Regions from separate parts of the Homo sapiens genome. Here region 2 is linked to region 1. The links are chromatin loops, found by intact Hi-C in ENCODE. Cell type or tissue: GM12878. All regions are shown on one strand.

Evidence for each region. Peaks named below come from ENCODE experiments on the same cell type or tissue, not always from the same donor. Only the 100,000 strongest peaks of a DNase experiment are listed, where the experiment ranks them.
Region 2: it touches region 1 in a loop (3-fold over the local background); 10 of 110 quality-filtered maps call a loop at or near these places.

Annotation. Positions count from the first base shown.
Region 1 is chr3:72,171,971-72,179,970 of GRCh38, reverse strand. It overlaps LINC00870 (long intergenic non-protein coding RNA 870), which reads right to left. Exons shown (of 3, transcript NR_038221.1): 3 at 5,632-8,000. Among named protein-coding and RNA genes, the nearest start is that of LINC00870, 25 kb to the right of the region's middle. RefSeq lists a silencer at 2,113-2,252 and enhancers at 2,353-2,402, 2,413-2,472, 2,241-2,841, 2,793-2,922, 3,513-3,622. In GM12878, no CTCF peak of the experiment used is centred here; DNase peaks (open chromatin) are centred at 2,204 and 3,310; H3K4me3 peaks cover 1,285 bases; H3K27ac peaks cover 2,007 bases.
Region 2 is chr3:72,435,511-72,443,510 of GRCh38, reverse strand. The region is part of intron 1 of RYBP (RING1 and YY1 binding protein); the gene reads left to right. Among named protein-coding and RNA genes, the nearest start is that of RYBP, 7.1 kb to the left of the region's middle. RefSeq lists an enhancer at 3,054-3,153. In GM12878, no CTCF peak of the experiment used is centred here; DNase peaks (open chromatin) are centred at 2,818 and 3,767; H3K4me3 peaks cover 762 bases.

The DNA.
Region 1 (8,000 bases):
CAGCCTCTGTTCAGATGTCACATTCTGCATACAATGGCACCTCCTAACAGAAGAAATGATGGCATGGGCATGCAATCTGCAAAATCCATACCACAGGATATTCTAGGGGACAAATGACCTGGCCATTTCAACAAAAACCTGCAAGAAACAAAAACGAAGAAAGGAAATGGGTAAGAACCTAAAGACTGAAAGAGATTTGTTAGAACCTGAATTTAAGTAAGGTTCATAGCATGCAAAAATATTCGTGACAATGGGGAGGTGTGAACACTGATGGGACATGATTGCATATTAAGGAGTCCTGGTTATTTTTTAAGTGTGATAATGGCATTGAGGTTATGTTTTGTAAAAGTCCCTATCTTTTAGAGTTAAAATAAATGACACCTCTCCACCTTCACACTCTATCTTACTTACCTTGTGCAGGGGAGGAAAGATTTCTTTTCACAAGAGAAAAGCATAGAAATTTATTTAATATAGTTTTATATGACATGGGTCCCTTTAGAAGTGAAAGACCGCAAAAAACAACAACGGGGAAACCTGTGTATTTTTACGCTAAGTTTCATGAAGAGGTGGATAGTCCTGGAGCAGTGCGATTGGACAAAGGGGGTGTGATCTACTGATAATAACCTGGGGGCCTGTTTGTTCAGATTCTTTGCTGAGTTCCTGCTTCATATACTCTCCTTTCCTCTGCTTATGACGTAGGCACTGCCCACATGAGTAGTATTCCACTGTATTCCACATGAGGCTCTTATGACCGACTTCAGCAGAAGGTCAGAGGATTCTATGATGTTTGATGGTGTGCTTCAGGGGAGAAGGGTTGGGGTCAAAGAGACCTTCCCGCTTCTGCTGGTTTTCTCAGATGCCAAGATGCTCTATTTTGGGGTAACATGTCCTAAACCCTATCACCTGCCTAATGTTACTTATTAGCTCTCATTTCCCCTGACACTTTCCCTTTTTGTTTTCTTGAGTAGAAGCTTCATAAAGGCAAGACCTTCATCTTACTCACAGCAGTTGATTCTATCACCTTGTATGGCCCCTGACACATAGAAGGTGCTCAATAAATTTTGTTGAATGGATGCATGAAGTGTTTGAGAAAGTTCCCCTGTGAGTAAAATGTCAAAGAGTTGAAAAACAGAAAGAAACAATGAAGCCTGGGGACATGGTTTCTGAAATCAGGTTTTTATTTTATTATTATTATTTTTTACAGTGCAAAGAGCTGGCTGTGAAAGGCAGCTTTGTTAGAACTATTTATGAAATTCTCACTTGTGCCTGACTGCGGGGAGATAAAAATCAACCTCCACAAAGGCCTCCCAGCTTGAGTTGTGGCTGCTGCACTATGGGTTTGTTTATGTTTAGCAGGTGGGGTCCACAGGGAGCCTGTGACCAGGGCAGGGGCTGCAGCAGTTGAAGATATGCCTGTCATTATTTAATTAAATCATCTCGGGCATGTCCCCTAACTTCTCCGAGCCTCAGTTTCATCTATGGTAAAAGGAGGTTGATTATCCATCTACTCACAGGGGTTCTGAGAGAAGCAAAGAACGGGCTGGTCCCAAGGAACTGCATTTGATAAGCCCCCTCCTCCCCCCACCCTACCCCTTCCCCAGGTGATTCTCAAGCTGGTGTCCCTGGGATCACCCCTGGAGAAACCACACCGATGGAAGTCACTTGAAACACAGGAGAAAAGATTCTAAAGTTGTGTCTAAACCAAAAATTGCTAACAGTCAAACTGCCTTTCAAAATTCTCTGGGAAGGGACCTCCCTGGAGAGGACAGCCATCTCTCCATGAGGTCAACACAGACATTGTTTCCTCCAGTGCTGAAACAGACCACCGTGCTTTCCCTGGGCCCCAGATGAACGGGGTGACGTGAGGCTCACCCCCGTTATGGGAAGACACTCTCACTGAGCGGGGCTCGGAGAAACTGGGACCCAGTGGTTGGCACAGCCAGGTTCTGAACGCAGACCATCTGGCCCCAGAGGCAAGGTCCTAACCCCTGTGCAGTGAGGGTGTCCATGGGGACCTCCACGGACCGGCAGTGCTTGGGTTAAAGCAGCCTTAGGGCCGTCGGTCTGGACGCGGCGCACACGCAGAAGTGAAGAGGGGAGGAGGGGAGGTGTTCAGTGCAGCGGAGTTAACCACAGAAACCACGGCGAGGGGAGGCGTGGGCCCTCGCCCGGCTTCGGTGGTCACTGGTCTCACGGGCGGTACTAGGCAGGTGAGCTGTGATTAAAAATTGGCTCAGCCACCGGTCCTTTACCCAAGCTGCTCACAAGTCAGAGAGGCTGGCTGCTTTGAGTTTCCTCTGTTTCTTTCCTTTTTCTTCTTGGTTATAGGCACTGCACAGTGTTAGCATAGCTCAGAAGGAGACCCCGGGATAACAAAAAGGCCTGCACGATCCCCAGCCTGACCATCAACAGGGACCTGCCATGGGTCAGAAGGGACCTGCCCACACATGTCCGCATGTCCTCTGCGGCTGGGGAGGAGGAGGCAGGATTCCTGGCTTCCCTCCAGGCTCTGCAACCACTTCCCCTCCTCCCTCTCTCCTGCTATTAAATTTAGGTCTCTTTCCGGAATGTTCTAAGCCTTTTTAAAGGGAGCAACACACTGTTCCTGCGTTGGCTGTTACCTCTGAGAAACCGGGAATAAATTGCCAAGTAACTGCCGATGGCTTTGAGCCTGGACTCTGGGCTCGGGATCCTCCTAGGCCCACCCCTGGGATGAGTCATCGTCAGTCGGAAGGACCTCTCCCTCCTAAGACCCCTGAGCTGCTCCAGGCGCGGCTGTAAAAGCTGGCCTCGGCATGGCCCCTGTCTCTCCCCACGCCTGACCGCCCTGCTCCTCACCCCACTGTCCTCTCCCTGATGTCAGCTCATTCATTCCACCGGTCTCTGTCACAGATCCCAACAGGCTCTGCCTGTGGCAGCTGCCCCTCACTCCTGGGCAGGCTGATCCCACCCTAACGGTTTCCAACAACTGCTGGCTTTGCCTGAGGGTCCTCTCTGGCTGCCCCAGCCAGCCCAGCCCCTGGTACAAGCCAGGCCAGAAGTTCCAGGGTGTTACCCCTCCAGTCCCCAGCTGCCCTCAGCCATGCCTGGTGGACACACACCCCAGGTCCAGTGCCCCTCCATGGGGATAGCTAAGGTGTGTTTTACTCCCCATGCTGCGGACCCCAGTTCCCCACAGACACACCCTGTAGGGCTTTTTCTCCCTTCCTTGTCTCACTTCCCCTCTCTTACTGGGTCACCTAACCACTTGCACAGACATCTGCGCCAGTGGGAACTCAACCTTGAGAGCGCCTTTCAGAGGCTTAACACATATTCATGGTGAGCCAGGTAACTAACCACTTGGGCCTGTCTTACGAAAAGAGGTGTGACCGCAAACGGACGGATCTGACCCCAGACATTGCAGAGGTCAGCCTCACAGACACAAGGGCTGCTGAAGCACTACTACCAAATTTGCAATTCGCTTTTAAAAGATTTGAGTTCCTACCATGGGCCAAGCAGTGTGCCAGGCTCTGGTGATACAGGGTTGGGCAAATTAGACAAGAACTTTCTTTACTGGGGTATACCTGCTGGTGGAACTATCCAATGACTAAGACAAAAAAAGTCAATTGTTTAAGTGTTATGCAGAGTGTAATGTGTTACTTTAGGTGCTCAGGGAAAGTCATGTTTAGGCTGAGCTATGAATTATACAAAGGAGCCAAATGGATAAAGGTAAGACAGATGGGCCGGGCGCGGTGGCTCATGCCTGTAATCCCAGCACTTTGGGAGGCTGAGGTGGGTGAATTGCTTGAGCCCAGAAATTCAAGAGCAGCCTGGACAATGTGGTGAGACACCGTCTCTATAAAAAATGCAAAAATGAGCCAGGAATGATGATATGCACCTGTAGTCACAGATACCCAGGAGGCTGAGGTGGGAGGATCATAAGCCCAGGAAGTTGAGGCTATGGTAAGCCATGACTGTGCCACTGCACTCCAGCCTGGGCAACAGAACAAGATACTGTCTCAACAGCAACAGCAACAACAACAACAACAACAACAAGACAGGAGATCACAGATAGAGGGAGCAAAAGCATGAAAATGGGAAGCTTTCTCAGAGTGCTATGAATGGAGCGGCTTCCTGGAAGCTGGGCAGTGACTAAGGGCAGTGCCTGGTACAGAGTGTAGGCTCAACCTGGTCTTGGGATTAGGGCAGAATTCTCTGCGGAAGTAAGGAGACATAAATCTGAAGAATCAGAAGGAGTAATTGAGGACTAGGAAGAGAAAGAGACTTCCAGGCAGAGAGAACAGCATATGCAAAGGTCCTGAGGCTAGAGACTGCCCAGTACATTTTGACTGGCTAAACAGGAATTAAGGGGTAGAGGGCTCAAGATGAGGCTAGAGGGGTAGTGTGATTGATAATCTTATTGTTCAGCAAACGTTCACTCTTCTCCCTGCCCATTTAGGGAAGAGGATACTTCCTCTGCCCCACCAACTTGAGGCTTGTCCTTGTGACTTGCTTGAGTCAATGAACAGAAGCAACTACAACATAAGCAGAGGCTTGAAGTGTGCAATTCAACTTGGTCTCTGGCATCCCCACTATTCGCCATGAAAAGAGTATACTCTGGTTAGCAAGTGAAGCAGATTGAGGTCGATCCTCAGCCTGGAGCTAGCTGAACCGTACAGTCAGTGGAGAGAATCGATAGTTATTTTAAGCCACCAAATGTTGAGGATGATTGTTACATAGCATTATTTTGGTAATAGCTGACTAATACAAGTGGGTAGGGAACCAATCCTGAAGGGAGGCCACTAAGAAGTTATGCAGGGAGCGCTTGCTACCTGCGCAGATTGGTCAGCTGGGTTGGGAGGTTACTTCTATGCAGTTGTCCTGCAAAGATGATGTAATGCAGATAAATGAATGATTTATGGGAAGCTAAAAAGTTGCCTTTGGGCGAGATCAAGGAGCCAGGCTGCTGAGAATAAGCCTTCATATGACACAAATCCTAAGCTTGGCTTTCCTTATCAGTCCCAGGTAAAAGGACCGTCTGTGTGCATGGTCTAGGATGTTTAGTGTGAAGTCAGGTCACGCTGTCATTTCCAAGGTGAACTCCTTATGGGCAAAGATTTAACTGTGGACAGAAGTACAGATAAATATGCTGACAGAAATGAAGAGAAGATGAGTCAAAATGGAGGCATACAAACTCAGGGAATAAAATGTTATACCTTTCAAAGTGACAGTGGAAGGCTGACCACCATTTCGGCTCCTCCCAAAGGGGCTGCTGTCCCTTGAAATACAAACTCCCAGCAGTATCGGTGGTTCTGGAATGGGAGCATCTGTTCTCCAAGGGAATTACAGGACAGAGCAGGAATCTTCAGTGTGGGGAGGAGACAGGGGAAAAGAGGTGGGGTAGCTCAGACATGATCAGATGGGTCACTGTCTGGGACAAGCCATTTACAAAGACTATGTGAACAAAGTCAACCTTGATCTGGGTTGGCAGCTGGGTGGTGGTGGGGGAGAGAGTGTTATGTACTCAAAAGCCAGGGCTTCTATGAGGACATTTCCGGAAAAGTTACAGCCTTCCCTTGTCGGCTCTTGGAATAACTAGATTTCCTTCCTCATCTTAGAAAAATGCTTCTAGAGTCAACTGATAGCAATTGAAACAGTAGAAGTATCCAGTTTTTATTAAAATCCTGCTTTCATTACAGCTGCAAGGGATGGATCTAGAACTGATTTATGGAGCTTAGGGATTCTGTGAAGTCATACTTGGCCTTCACAGCAGGAGAGAGAGAAAGACAGAGAGAGGGGGAAGCAGTCAGAGGATGTAACCTCTCTACTCACTTGGGATGAAAAAGCTCCTTCTCTCTCCAACATACACAGGCACAGACGTCCTCCCAGGGGAGGTATTGTGGCCTGACTCTCACTTTGGGAAGATTCTTCTCCTGCTGCCATTTAGGACCAGAGCATGCTTTATCTCCAAAGGCTGGGCCCCTGTTTTATGCCTCCAGGGCAACACTCCTGGACTCACCTTGTTAACCTGAGTATCACACCATTCTCTGTCTTGATGGTAGAACTAGAGAGTCCTGAGGCACAGATGCTCAATTGCTCAGGTAAATCAAAAGGTCTCATATACTCAGCTTGGCAGAGGCTCAGAGCATGAACCAATTACTCCTCCCTTTATTCATGCAACACATATTTATCCATTATCTACTATGTGTCACTCATTGGAGCTACAGAGGTGAAGGCACAGCCTGACCAGTGAGAACAATGCTTCTCAACACTTTTGATGCCACAGCACATACTGAAAAGGCTCATTTTATAGGACATAACTCTGAGATGCATGGTAGCATTTCAGAGTTTCTGTCTCTTTTCTCTACTTTACCTTCTTCTGTTACCCTTGCTTTGTATGGACCACATCCCCAAAGGAGGGGGTGGCAGCTATTAATATGCCAAAATCCATATGGGTGGTGAACATGTTAACACTGAAAAATTCAAAATAATCGGAATGTCCATCTTAACGGAAGCAGATCCTGAGACAAAGATTCAAGTGCAGTTGTTACTGGGTTGGGGTTGTAGACAGCCCCAGGAGGGAAAGGAAAAGTGATATGGAGAAGGACAGGCAGCCAATCAAGGCAGGTAATTAAGCCAAGCACTACTGTGGGCAACTGGAGCTTGTACCCATGGAGAGAGCTCTGGGATATAGTGTACAGCACACACCTGAGTTGTCCCACCCAATGGGCAAGGGAGCTGGGGTATTTACACACCAGTCCCCCCTTAGTCATTGGTCAAGAGCTATTCCTGGCAGATGTTAATTCTATGGCAGTTTCCCCTGCTGAAATGATAGGCAGCATGGCATTCTGCAGATCTGAAACGAGACTTTCCACTCAGAAATGCAGAGCTGGCAGTGGAGTTTGGCTGGAGCACATAGAAATGTTAGAGATATGGGCAGGGCATGGACAGATCCTGCTAGATGCATCAGTGGGGGGTTAGTAAAATATTTGATAACACATCCTTCAAGCCCAGGATAATGTGGAACTATATTCATTGACACAGAAAAGTGCTCAGCTACACATTATTGAGTGAATGAAAGCAGCATAGAGAATATCCAATAGAGTTGGACCATTTGGATTGCCTATTTTTCTCTGTGCGTAAATGTGTCCGACACACTGGAAGGCAAGGCCAGGACCAGGGTGAAACAAGCAAGGCTCTTGCTTTGGGATAAAGTCTAAGGAAATGTCAAAAAGCTCAGTAATCAAGATAAATATTTCAACACAATATTTAAAAAATATCAACATTAATGCAAAAATTCCATGATGAACAAGGTCAGGATCTGACCTCGTATTTGCACAGCTCAGCCTCACTCACTTCATCCTAATCCCAGCCCTGTTGGATTCTGTCTCCTTAAAATTTTGACCATCTGAGGCAGAGAAAGAGAGAGAGGAGTTGGAGAGAAACTCTGGTTTCTTTCCTCTTCCGGCCCTCCAACCTCTTGCTAGTGCCTCCCTTGGTCAATTCCAACCACAGCTAACATTAGAGCCTTAAAATATCCACCTACAAGGTACAGCCTCCCCTCTCCTCCTTCTCCCTATTCTGTCTCCTCTCTCACCCCACAAGCCCAGCACAGAGCAGAGCAGCTAAAGGGCAAGGACTGGCACGGTTCCCTCAGGAACCTACAATAATTTGCAGGCAAAAAGAATCGCTTCCTGAGCAGGCCAACAAAAGCCTTAACAACTGAGACGTTGTCTTCTAGGCGCAGATCAGCAGTGGCCAGTTAACTGCACTTGTTATTTCACAGTCCTCTGGGGTGACAACCGTGGGTCAGGCTGACCTGGCCAGAGAGCACAGAGCCAAACGCCAAGTAATCAAAGCCAGTTTGTTGAAACCAAGCCATCTTGACTCCCGTCTCCCAGACAATCAGGCCACGGCCAAGAGCTTTCCTACCCCTGCCTCCTCTGGGAGTCTGCGTTCTGTGGGCTTGCGCAGCCATCCCCTTCCCAAGCTGGCTGATTCTCAATTAATCAGGGATCAGG
Region 2 (8,000 bases), 260 kb before region 1:
TATTTTAGATGTATTATCAGTATGTGTTGGGTGTCTTTGGTTTTTTGATAAACTTGTTTTTCTAACTAGACTGTCCACTCTTTGTGCCTTTTCTGGTTATATATATATCCTTTTGTTTGGAGACAGGGTCTTTCTCTGTCACCCAGGCTGGAGTGCAGTGGCATGCTCATGGCTCACTACAGCCTCAACCTCCGTGGCTCAAGCGATTCTTCCACCTGAACCTCCTGAGTAGCTGGGACTACGGGTGTGCACCATCACATCCGGCAAAGTTTTGTAATTTTTGTAGAGACAAGGTTTCGCCCTGTTGACCAGGCTGGTCTTGAACTCCTAACCTCAAGTGATCTTTCTGCCTTGCAGGAGTGAGTGATAATTTACTTATAACACCCATTGTAAGTCTGCAAATCAGTGATTTCTAGTCATTTTAAAGAGTTGTGCAGCCATCACGGCAACCCAGTTTTAGAACATTTCCATCATGTCAAATGGTTTCGTTATATCCGTTCTGTAAGTCTAACAGAACAGAATGGAGAAGTCATGGGCAACAGGTTGCTTCCCTACCATGCTGATGTACCCTGAGCCTTTCAAGGTAGAAAATAAAAGTGCATGTTAGAATGTGTGTGTAAGGTGGCAAGTGGCTGGGGGAGAAACACTATCCCTTTCTTAAGTGGTAAAGTAGTATTTCCCATCCTGCTTTGCCAGTCTCAAGAAAGAGGATACCGGCTTTTAAAAGTAGAAGAAAAAAACTACAAATGCATGAATGTACCCAACTGTGTGTGTTTTTTTTTTCTTTGTATTTTCCACCTTCCTACACTTCCAGCTGATGTTTTTTTTGTTGTGGTGGTGGTTTTTTTTTTTTTTTTTTAAATGAAGAGACAAGGTCTTGCTATGTTGCTCAGGTTGGTCTTGAATTCCTGGCCTCAAGGGATCCTCCTCCATTGGCCTCCCAAAGTGCTGGGATTTGCCCAGCCCCTAACTGTTGTTTTGTTAAGTTGCATTTCTCAAGATTGGGCAGAGTAGCTTCCTAGACTTGGTGATTTAATTTTACTTTTCTTGTCTTGTTATTTCTCTGCATTCAATGTTACCTTAATTGTAAAATAAAAATTACCAAGACATTGCTGAATATAGTTGTTGATTAGTGTTCCCTTGATAGTAGTCCTGCATTTTTACTTTCAGCTACTGCTTAATCACATTCATTTGCAAAATTGGAAAATTTTTACTTTGGCTAATTACCATAGGTTTAGAACTTTCTGGTCTTCAGCTCCAGAAATGTATCGCTGTGTTGAGATCATGTTTTATTTCATCCATGTTTATTTGAATACTGCCCCTCTGAAAAGCTGACTGTTTTTGGAGCTTTTATACACAAGTATGAGTGAGGAAATTACTTTAGGTGTAGAATAAAATTGTGTAGAAATAATTATCTTTGAAAAAATTTGGTATTCAGGATATTGAATTGGAAGTGTTGAAGAAGCAGCTGTTTTGTGTGTAATACGTTTCTCTTGTTTGAGAATTTACCAGTTTTTTGCAGTTGTAGCTTTGAACTATCCATTCCCCCCTTAAATTTAGATACCCTGACAACCAAAAATCTCTTGAATTGTCATGAAGTACTTTAGTAGAAGTTTTATGGAAAAACACAACATAGCTATGATCTTTGCTGGAAGCTTCAAAAAGGCATCATCGTGTGATGCTTTTTAGGTAGAAAAACTCCCAGAAATAAGATAAGGTACCTACACTGGGCAAAGCCCAAGCCTCTTACTCATGTTTCCTGGTAATCCACAGCAGTGGTTTTGCTCCTTTCATGACATTGTTTTTGTTGTAGTGTTTGTCTTTCATAAAAATTCTCCATAAAAATATATAAAAATTACCTGTCTTCCAAATCAAACTTTTATCAAACCTTCCAAGCTGAAAGCTGGTACAATTTAAGATCATTTTACCCAGGAACAGAGTAATAATTTATTTTGTGTTTACTGTTTCATTGGACTTACTGATTTATTGGTGGTGACTTGATCTTATGTGTACTTGGTGACCTTAAAGTAAATTACCTGGGTAGTTGTGGTCATTTGACAAGTTTTTATTGAGCACACAGCCATTTGCGCTCTTGGTGTACAGTGGTATAAAGACAGACCAGGTCCCTGTTCTTACGGAGCTTAAAATACTATGGAAAGGAAGAGAAAATAAACTAACAGAAAAATAACAATTTCAGCTGGCGACAAGTGCTACGAAGAATTTAGAGAAGGGTAAGGAACTACAGAGTGATGAGAACTGGGTGGAGTGACTGCTTTATAGACAATGTTGAGATAATGCATTTAATTTTTTAGGAAAAAGTAATGCTACTTCCTTTTGGAGCCGGGGATAATTCTTATGTAGGTTTACCTGTGCCATTTAGCTCATTTGGTTGGGGGACAGACAGCTTTTAGATTTGGAGCCCTTGTGCATAGGCTGCTAAACTTATAAACTTAGTTCCATGTTGTAGACTAAACCTAGGCCAGCTAATTTACTAGTATTGTTAGTCATTAGGGTGGGAGATTATGAATGGATTCACTTACATATTATTTATTCATGTGGCATATATTTGTTGTGTATTTCAGTAGGTGCTGAAGAAAATTCCAGGATTAAGAAAAACTTTCTCAAGTAGCTGTAGTTTACCAAAATAGTTATCAGAACTAATTTGGTTCATTAGGACTTTGAGTAAATAGTAGGTCTCTCGTGTCCTAAATGACTTGAGCTAACACATTCTGCAGTCTTTCTGGCACTTCTTTTCTCTTTTGCCTCATCACCCATGCTTTTTCTCTTTGTGGCATCTTCTGTGTTACTTTTCATAACTAGTACTCCCACTTCCCTTTTTACCTATAGATACAAACTTTTTCAACGGTCGCATACATAGAAGTGCACAAATCGTAAGTATAAGGATTTGATAAAGTTTTGCAGAATGAGCATATCTTTGCCACTAGCACCCAGATTGATTTTTTTTTTTTTTTTGAGACAGGTATCTGGCTCTGTTGCCCAGGCTAGAGTGTGGTGGTGTAATCACAGCTCACTGTAGCCCCTACTTTGAGGCCCAGGTGATACTCTCACCTCAGCCTCCTGAGTAGTTGGGACCATAGACATGTGCCATCATGCCTGGCACATTTTTAAGGGCTTTTTTTTTTTCTTTTTGTGAGACACGGTCTCCCTATGTTGCCTAGGCTAGTGTCTTATTTCTGGGCTCAAGCGATCCTCCCGCCTCAGCCTCCCAGAGAGTTGGTATTATAGGCATGAGCCACTGTGCTGGCTTGCACCTAGATTCTTAAAGAGAACATTACTAGAACATTACCGGAAGCCCCTTGTGCACTGTCCCCTGTGGGCCACTTCTCCCACCCCATTCCTGTCTTTTAATACTAGAGATCAGTTGTGCTTGTTTTTGAAATTTATGTGAGTGGAGTATACTATGTATACAGTACACAGTAAATACTGTATGTACCACTGCCTATATACAGTATACTCCACAGTGAGTGAAACAAGCCAGACTCAGAAGCATACATACTGTATGTACCACTTTGCTTAGTAGCCACAGTGTATGCACCATGGTACATGCATATACTTCTGAATCTGGCTTGTTTCACTCATGGTTAGGTGTGCAGGATTCATCCATGTTGTTGTGTGCAGTTCTTGCTTATTTTACCAGTCTGTCTTATCCTGAGAATATCTTTGACATTCAACTCTGCATGCAGACCCTTCCTTACACGTTCTAGAGAGAGGACCTGTCTTCACCCTGTGTTTATTACCCACATACTTGAACAGCTGTTTCCTCCAGGCATCATTATGCAAAAGGAATGAAACCCGGTGTGTGCAGCTTTTTTAGAGGACGTAAAAGGAGTCAGCTCTTGCCTCTCATCAATAGTATTGTTTATCAGTCATTTCTCTTTTGAGGCATTGGTTGAATAAATGGGAAAATTCCTGCTTTCAAGGAACTTAGCAGACTTGTTGACAGATAAGACCATAAGAAGAAAGCCAGTGAAGTACCCAGTGATGTGAACGCCATGGTATGAGCAAGTACATAATAGAGACCACAAGTGCTTTTTAGAAGTTAGAGATAGTCATTCTCTGGGGCTTCCTCAGGAAAATCCTCGCTGAATCTGGGATCTAAACTGGGCCTTATGATTCTTGGATATAAGGTTTGTTGTATAGGTTGATACAAGTTACTTATTAATAGTTGTTTGCCCCCCTCCCTTTCACTATCTTTAGGTGATGATGTCCACACCTTTCCACATCTCCTCAGGAGCTGGTGATTCCCAGATACTATTTGTTAACCTGCATCACCACTCCCATGCACACGAACACAGGACAAACAAATCCAGCTGCTTCCTGGCATCTCTACTTGAACAACTTAAAGGCAATTCAGATCCCACAGGGTGAAAAGCTGAATTCATCTATCAGAGTGTTTTCTAAAATCCCAAGTAGATTATGTCCCATTCCTGCTTAAAATGATCTCCTGATTCTCATTGCCTTTTGGATAAAATCCAATCCTGAGTATCAACAAGGGGCTTGTGATTTGGTCCTTTTCTGTGTCATTCTTTAGAATTTCTGGAAGCAGCCTATCATCGCTCCGTCTGCCCTCCATACACAGCGTTTGTGTGTGTTATGCCAAACTGCTTGGTGTTTTCCAACCGTGGACCATGATATCTCACTTCCTTAACCTTACCTTCATATGCTTTTCCTTTGTGTCTTCTTCTGAAATGCTTCTTCCTTTTGTCCAGGCTGACTCCTGTTTGTCTGAGACTTGTGTCTCAGGAAGCCTTTCCGTTCCCCTCCAGTCATTCATACCTCTGTCATAACACATAGACTGTATTTTTAATTTGATTTCCAATCTGTCTCTTTTAGGTTGTCACCTTTTTTGAGGGCAAGACCTTTTTGTTTCATGGCTTTAGTTTGCTGTGTTTGTTACAGTGCCTGGCATTTGGTAGGGGTTGAGTAAATGTATACAGAATAAATGAAGCCTGGGAGAAGGAGTTCCAGTTAAGAGTTCTAATAAATAACTGTTTTTTCAAAATCTTGGGGCTTTCATCTTGTGTGTTGAATGTTACTGGATTAGGGGAAAGTTGTCTTTATGAAGTGGGCCCTTTAAACTAGTATTCCTGTTTTTCTGTTATAGTTCCCTACTCCCCGCCCCACACCCCCTCTAAAAAAAAAGTACTAGAAGTTACACACAGAACTGTAGCCTTGGAGGCTGTAGGCAGTGCATTTAAAGTACTTCTGGAGTGGTTTTGAGCTTCAGAGCATTGACACACTTCCCTAAATAACTGTGACAATTCTTTCTATTTGCTGTTGCCCATCGGTGATTTCAGTGGCCAGTAGTCATACTGGAAAGTCTGATAATAAAGCAGGGGATCAGTCATGTGGTACCAAACCAGTTGTGGGGAATGTTAGATGTGTTAAGATGTGATTAGCAACGACATTCCTGTTTGTAAACTGGCATCTATGGCGGTTTAAAAATGGTGGCAAAACCATTTTGAGTATTGTTGGAAATGTTATCTGTTCTGCCGTGTTAATATACCTATAAGTTGGTAGTTGCATCTTGTACCCTTGATAGTCATACTTTGTACATTGTGTATGCCACTCTTCTGTTGAGTAATTTGGATTAATTACTTTGGAGATTGAAGTCTTGACTCATTCACTTCACTCATTTATTTAGCTGTATTTTCAGTTCCATGCAATGAGTGACACAGACTGTGCTGCCAAAAAGGAATTCTCAGTAAGGGCAATGCACATAAATTACTGTGTTACTCAGAAATCATGAATAGTTGAGATCACAAGGTAAATGGTAAAAATTTTGTTTTTAAATAGGATTAAATATGACTTTCTCTCCTCCTTTCTCCCTCTGTCAATTTAGGAAATCTACTTAAATTGTCCTGTGGTTGGGAAAAGAAACTAGTGGAAGGAATATGTTAAAAAAGCATCTTTCTTAAAATGTATTCAAAATATTTTTCTCTACAATTTAAGAGCATTAGCAAATACAACCTAGGATGAAACTTTAACAGCCTTTGAGAGGGACAAGAAATGAAATTAAGGGTGATATATGATGCCAGTATCATCGGTGTATTGGGTCTCATAATACATACAATACATGGTAGTTAGTCATAGGGAGAAAACAAACCTGGTGGCTGCTTTCTAAGAACAAATCAGATTTCTTGTGTAGCTATGTGGTTTAACTGTTCTTGCCCTTCTTTTACAAAACTAAACAGGTTTAGTATCATAAGTGCTACAGAAATAGTCAAGATTGCAATAATTAGGAATCTAGCTCAAACTACCTTAAGTCAAAAAAGCCAAAAATTTATTGGCCCACGTAGCCAATGAGAGAAAGTTGATGTTTAAACTCAGGGAAACGGGAAGAACTGCAGGAATCAGAACTCCTGTCACTTGACTAGTCCCTAGATTAAAACAGAAAAACAAATAAACAAATGTCACCCATCATCCTGCCATTCAGAATTATTTATTGAGCAGTTTGTTCATTGGACTTCACGTATTTGAGTAACTACGGTTTTCCAGGTGCTTTGCTTTAATAATGATATTTCACTGAATTTTCAAAACGATGGTTCCCTGTGGTAGTGGGAATTATGCTATGTGTTATATGAAACAAAGTAAGTTTGATTTTTAAAGGCGTGTATTCTGGCCTGTTGGTTGATAGAGTTCATTTTGATTTCTTCTTCTAGGGGAGAAGTTTTATGAACACTTAATGGTTTTAGAGTTCTATTTGTAGAAAATAAAGATAAAATCCAGATTTATTTCAGGATTATTTTCATTTTGGGAAGAACCAAAACATTGGATTCTTAATATCTATAGCATAATTAACTTTGCCCAAATCTTCCATTAAAGAATAATTATGTATACAAGAGAACCCACATGTAATATTTTTGTTCTAAATTTGTTTAGAGTGCTGGTTCTCAAACTTTAGCATGTTATCAGAATCACTTGGAAGAAGACTTCTTCAACACATTGCTGAGTCCCATTCCCAGAGGTTCAGAAAATTAGATGTTGACATTTTCAAAGTGAACTTAAGAGAAGTAAGTGGTCTGCATTTATAGGAACCATGTTTTTGGCATTTGAGGTGATGCCTTAATTGATGAAAACATTGTGCAAAGTATAGGAGTGTTTATAAATTAGGGAACCATATCAATTAAACTCTTATCTTTTTGCATTCTAAAATCATCTATCTTGCATTATTAGCACTTAGGATTGGATTTCAGATATGTTTAAAAAAAAAAAAAATCTCATTTCTGGCTGTGATGTGGTGGCTCATGCCTGTTATTCCAGCACTTTGGGAACCTGAAGCAGAAGGCTTGCTTGCTCACAGTTAGGAGTTTGAGACCGGCCTGGGCAACAAAGTGAGAACCCGTCTTTACAAAAATAAAATTAGTTGGGCATGGTGGTGCATACCTGTAATCCCAGCTACTTGGGAGGCTGAGTCAGGAGGATCCCTTGATCTCAGGAGTTCGAGGCTACAGTCATCTATGACTGCGCTCCTATACTCCAGCCTGGATGACAGAGCAAGACCTGGTCTCAAGAAAAAAAAAAATCCTATTTTTTTTTTGCATTGCACAGCGGAGAGATGGAACCAGGTCTTATAATCAGTAAACCAATATTCCAGTAAAAAGCCTGCAAAGAATGCAAATAAGTAATAAAATAACTACAAATTAAGTCAGTAAATATGAGAAATGTATAGCCTACCCATTACTCAAAGGAATACAAAGTAAGATAACTTTTTTTTTTTTGGCAAATCAAGTTTTAAAGATTAAAAAAATAACTTCAGTGAGACTGAGAGATAGGCATTCTAATAGACTCTTTGCGAGTATGGGAGTTGATTTACATTTTCTGACTGCCAGTACGGCAGTTAGTATCAAATGCCTTTGAAATATTTGTACCCTGTGATCCAGCAACATAACTTCTAGGAATTTGCTTGACCTGCTTATAAAAATTTCTGTTACGAATTACGTCATTATTACAACAAAAAATTGAAAATGACTTAAATA